Regions from separate parts of the Homo sapiens genome. Here region 2 is linked to region 1. Evidence: chromatin contacts called from ENCODE Hi-C or POLR2A ChIA-PET data. All regions are on one chromosome and are shown on one strand. The core of a region is the stretch at or near the end of the contact, and the rest is flanking DNA. Distances in the headings are between cores, read along the strand shown.

The links. Hi-C counts contacts between places; a loop is a spot of excess contacts on that map. ChIA-PET counts read pairs that join two places held with the same protein, here RNA polymerase II (POLR2A). Pooled maps may share reads with other maps.
Region 2: a loop to region 1 is called in a map of IMR-90, with 4 times the contacts of the local background. The contact joins two enhancer-like sites. A Hi-C loop is called at or near these places in 1 of 168 maps with a recorded cell type or tissue (IMR-90) and 5 of 50 pooled maps. POLR2A ChIA-PET finds 5 or more read pairs at or near these places in 1 of 52 experiments (AG04450).

The regions. Positions count from the first base shown.
Region 1 is chr15:49,854,797-49,857,496 of GRCh38, reverse strand. No RefSeq gene overlaps it. Among named protein-coding and RNA genes, the nearest start is that of DTWD1, 240 kb to the right of the region's middle. Within about 2 kb of position 1,445, at least 2 of the 41 ENCODE cell types and tissues checked have a DNase peak (open chromatin) inside an H3K27ac peak, as active enhancers do.
Region 2 is chr15:50,053,798-50,056,497 of GRCh38, reverse strand. All of the region lies in intron 3 of ATP8B4 (ATPase phospholipid transporting 8B4 (putative)), which reads left to right. Among named protein-coding and RNA genes, the nearest start is that of ATP8B4, 64 kb to the left of the region's middle. Within about 2 kb of position 1,362, at least 12 of the 41 ENCODE cell types and tissues checked have a DNase peak (open chromatin) inside an H3K27ac peak, as active enhancers do.

The sequences.
Region 1 (2,700 bases), core at 196-2,695:
TGAAAAATAAATGTAATCCCTCAAAGAAAAAAAAAGTGGATTATATTTGACTCTTGAATAGTAAAATTTCCTTCACATCTTGTGTGAGAACAAGAAAATCTTACCAGAATGGGGGCCGGGAGCCCTGGCTTCCTGTCACAGTGATGGTGCTGATCTGTGTGAGCTGGGGCATGCCACCTGACTTCTCCAGGCCTTGGTGTCCTTGTCCATTGATAGAGAAATTGGGACAGGATGGTCTTAAAGCCCTTTTCTCATTTACCCAATCTGTGAGCTGTTCTTGTCAGTGTTGTCTGTTGTGTATTTGCAATTGCCTTTGTTAGAGAGACAGATTTTCTATATATATATATATATAGAGAGAGAGAGAGAGAGAGAGAGAAGAAACTGACTTGGATGTTCTCTTGAGGGCAGGGCCTGGCTCTTCAGGCTGTTGTACTGGTTTGTATTTCTCTAGACTAGCCCCTGATGCACTGCTGTCTCTGGCTTTTCTCTCAGCTCACCACAGAGCTGCTAAACCCTGTGGTGGCATTTTACCTGGGTCAGTTGAATGCTGTTTCTTGTTAATGATTCATGAAGGTATCTCCACACCCTCCTTTCCTCTCTCATCATTTTGAGTAACAAAAGTATCCAGATGTGAAGGTAAGATACTCATGTCCTGTTAAGAAGAGCTCATTTAAAAGTCCTCCCTACCTTGAATCTGGGCTTAGAGGAGATTCTTTGAGCCTTTGTTCCCTTGGGACCGAAGTTGAAGCAACAGAGCTTGAACAATTTTCTTCATAGTTATAGAGCACTTTGCAGTTTGTGTATCATTCTTACATAAACTGTATTGTGTCTGTGTAGATGTAAAGTGTGCAGATTTAGGGAAAAGTGTAAATAAATGTAAAAATGTTCAGAAATATATGTTTCAAATGTTCTTTTACCTTTCAGTGCAAATAAGAAAAATCTCCCTTCCTTCCTTCCTTTCCTACAGCATTTAGTGACGTCAGGTAGGTGTGGAAGGCAAAGGAAATAAAAATGTCTCAAACTATTTCTAAAAAGTCACTAGGAAATCCAACTAATGAGAAAAGCTCTACTTCTGATTTTTATGGTAAGAAATTGAATTACTCTGTTAGTGTGTGCACAAAATGCCTCAAGATTGATATAATCTAATTATCTCAGTTATATGACTCAGAATTATTATTTTACACTACAAAGAGTAGGCACAAAGTTAATAGTGTAGGAATCCAGGAATAATGATGACTTACAGACTTTGTGATGGAATTCTGCAGGCCATGGGTCAGATAACCGTGTGGGGGGGGGGGGTCACAATTTTCCAATTTTTACATTAACATCTGGTATTAAATGTCTGCAGTTTGCTCTACTGCGTCACATTTCATTCCTTGGTGAGAAATCATAAGCTTTTGCAATTCTCTAGCCTAAGCCTTTAGCTGAACTGCCTGGAAGCCAGAACTAAATGACCCACGTATTACCAAATGTGTATTGCAAAAGATTTGGAGGACCTTGCTGGGCTAATCTGTAGTTTGGGGCTATGACTTAACCCTATCTGTCCTTGAATTTCAAAACTTCCTGGCAGATCTATTCCTGTAACTGGTGCAGAATACAAATCAGCTTGGAGCTGCATACATAAACATCCAGATTTCAAGAAATAATAATGATTAGTTGGCCAGATATCTCTGGCTATCTCAATTCAGATTCCCATAAGGTTTATAAGGGCAAGTTAAAATTTTTAATAAACTGCAGCCCTAGACTTACACAGAAAATTCTTACTGGAGCAGGATGCATGGAGAGATGATAGTTAACTTGGAAGTAAAGTAATGATCAAGAAGAAATCTAGTTGTTTCACCCCTTGTAATAAATGTTTCTATACTCCCTGCCTTCTTCTAGGTAAATGTGAGCAATGATTAGGATGCTTCTTTAACAGCTGATGATTTTCCTTCTCATCCCCTTTCTGTCTCTGCTCCAGTATGTGACACTATAGAGATACAGGGAAGTATGAGATAATGCACCAAGATTGGACAGAAATAATAATATTGACCCCAAAACATCCTCAGAAAAGGTTTTGAATAAAATTCCTGTTACTGAATTTCTTGAGATAATGTCACTTTCATTAAATGACTACTGAAAAAGAATAAATTAATTTGGGATTATGATTAGTGACTGGGGGAGATATTAAGCTTATTTAACAAACAGTTGGACAGGGACACTGACCAATAAGAATGAACATGGGCCATCAATGGCTAGTCTTGCCCCACTGCTAATGGCAGCTGGCACTCTGACCTATTTGGACCACGTGATAAGTCACATTTGAAACTATACCTATTTTTCTTTATGAGGTGCCTATTTGGTCTAAACCAGATAAAAACAGCAAGATTTTTTTTTAAACCAAGTAACACCAAAAACACTATAGGGCAGGTCAAAATATTTTCCTGGTATCGTTTTGTGTGGTAGCTAATAGTTTTCTGAAGGTACGAGATGATGTGTTTTGAACAACAGGAATAGTTTCTAACTGCATATTATTGACAAAATATGTTTAGGTATTGTGTATGGTTTTTTGTCTCAATGAATACTAACATTTTTAATTGAAATATTTTTAAAAATATATATTTTACAATTATAATATAAATAATTGTGGTTCATAGTTTGGGAGCTTAGTTAAATACTTAGGGGTAGACAAGATGACCAGAATTATCTTTTTGATTGACA
Region 2 (2,700 bases), core at 113-2,612, 200 kb before region 1:
AATCAAGCAAGAAGGCTTCCTGAGGGAGTCTTGGCAGGCAAGGTGCTCTTGCTCTATTGTTCATTGTTTTTGTCATAGTATTTGATGATCACCTCCTGAAATTGTGTCATCAGTTTACAAGTTTATTGTCTGCTTGTTCCTGCCTCTCTCTCCACAACTAACATACAAACTTACTCGATGATGGGAGGGTCTTTGCTTACTCATGTCTGTAGCCCTGGCTCAATAACATTATTGCCTGAAGCACAGAAGGACTTTAACAAAAATTAGTTGAATGAATGAATGAATGAATGTTGGGGGATATGTGCCCTCTGCTCTTTGCCTCCTCATACACGTTTTCTGCTCAAGTCTGGGAGCTGAGGCTCAGGAGAACGTTAAGATGATGGTGGTGGTGGTGGTGGTGATGATGAGTGTAGTCAGTATTGATTGACACACTCTGCAAAGCCTCTTCTGTGATTGAGGCTTCCTCAGCAGCGTTCGTAGAAGAGCACTGTCGTCTTTCCATTGCCCCTATCCTGGAAAGCTGTGGACTCTGCACCAGGCAACAGTCAGCTGATACTGAGGAACTACCAGGGGTTCTTCCTGGTATCAGTGAGGTACCAGATGTCTAATCTCCAGGTCCCATACATGCATTCTTTTGGGTTCTTTGCATGAACATGGGTAATTCACATATTTTCTGAGCGGTACAAATGCCTTTTGGCTACTTCCTCTTTTATGCCAGTAGTTTGTGGACACAATCCCTTTTTGTTTTTTATTTTATGGCTTAGAGATAATCTCTCCCTTATTAGTCAGGATTATTTCTGTCTCTGGAATCTGGATTGTACCATAAAAATACTGTATTTGCCTCCTTTTGTGGCAAGAAGGGCTAGATGTTTTCCCCCTCAAGCTCTGGAAGGTTACTTTTTATAGTTGTCATGATGTACAAATGTTTCATCAAATGTGGGATGATGATTTGATAGTGAGGAAACTGTGGTACTGATTGCAAAAGCTCCTGGGGCTTGTGGGATTCATAGACGTAGGCAGTGTCTCTGGACAACTGCTGAGCTCATTTGGGTTTAAGCCTTCTGGGATGCATTCTTTAAGACAAACATAGAGATACAAGTAAGCTATTATTTAAAAAGCAAACTGATCTTGCATATATTATGAATGTTCTTACCTGGTGTTTGGTTGGTTGAGAGTAAAAGAAAAACCAACTCAAATTGACTTAGTTTGAGTTGAATGGACAGATCATGTAGCTGAAAAGTCCAGAGATAGGGCTAGTCTCAGGAGAGGCTTGGTCTAGTTTCTTTCTCTGCATTTCTTGGCCCTGCATTTTTAGTGCGGAGTTTGTTCTTGGCAGCCTCCCCACTCATAGCCCCAAGTTGCTGTTAGTAATCTCTAGGGCTACTTGTTTCCAGATTGGAATGCAATAGAAAAGAGAAAGCTTACATTATCAGCAAATTTCAGAATTGACGTAGTTTATGTGCCAGTGTCTGAATTCAAAATTGTAATTAGGAGGGTGGGCCATGTACTTGCCTTAAGCTAATTTGACCCTGGAATTATGGATGGGAGATGAATCTATCCAGTTCGTGAAACTAAGGAATTTGGCACATTGTTTAGCTGATGGGGAGAGGAAATAGTCAAAGGAATATTACATGTGTCGTTAACAGGACTGAATTTAAAGTGCTGAGGTTGGTGTTTTTTTTTTTTTGTTTTTTTTTTTTTTTTTTTTTTTTTTGAGGCGGAGTCTCCCTCTGTCGCCCAGGCTGGAGTGCAGTGGCACGATCTCGGCTCACTGCAAGCTCAGCCTCCTGGGTTCATGCTATTCTCCTGCCTCAGCCTCCCAAGTAGCTGGGACTACAGGCACCTGCCACCACACACGGCCAATTTTTTTGTATTTTTAGTAGAGATGGGGTTTCACCATGTTAGCCAGGCTGATCTCGATCTCCTGACCTTGTGATCCGCCTGCCTCAGCCTCCCAAAGTGCTGGGATTACCGGCGTGAGCCACCGTGCCCAGCCAGTTGGTTTTTGATATATTTGCTAGTAGATATGTCTCTTACTCTCAAAATACTAGGTTAGCGTCCATTACTGGTTGCAATAGCCATTAGTGATATCCATTAATGTTTCTAGCTTTCTGTCTTTTGGACCCATGGTGACTCTTTTGGCCAGTAAGTTGTGAGCATTTGGGTTGAAGCATTACATTTGAGAGTGAGACTGTTCAGAGCTTCTTTTTCCTCTGGTAATATACCTCGAAGCATTGGAGATGGTGGGTGCTCCGTTATGAGTATCTGATGAGGAGACTCATGTTGGGCAAGTAGCATGAACAAGAAACAAACTCTTACTGGGTTAAGCTGTGAAGATTTTGGAGTTATTACTGTAGCATAGCTGGTTATCCTGACTAGTACATTGCATTTCTTGATACAGTTGAATTATTTGGGATCACTCACAAAAATCCTATATTTGCATAATTCTTTCAATTTAGCAGAAATATTTTTACATCTATGCTCTCATTTCCATGATAGTCCTATAAATATATGAGAAATGTTATTAGTTCCATTTTGCCAGTGGAAAAATTGAGGCAATCTCCCAAATGCTCCAAATGTTTGCTAATATAGCAGAGTTTGTTATTTTCTATTTGCTTTGTTTACTTAAGCAATATACTTAATTTGCATGTATAATGAGGATCTCTAGAAAAAATAATACTTCCCATTTTATTAATATTT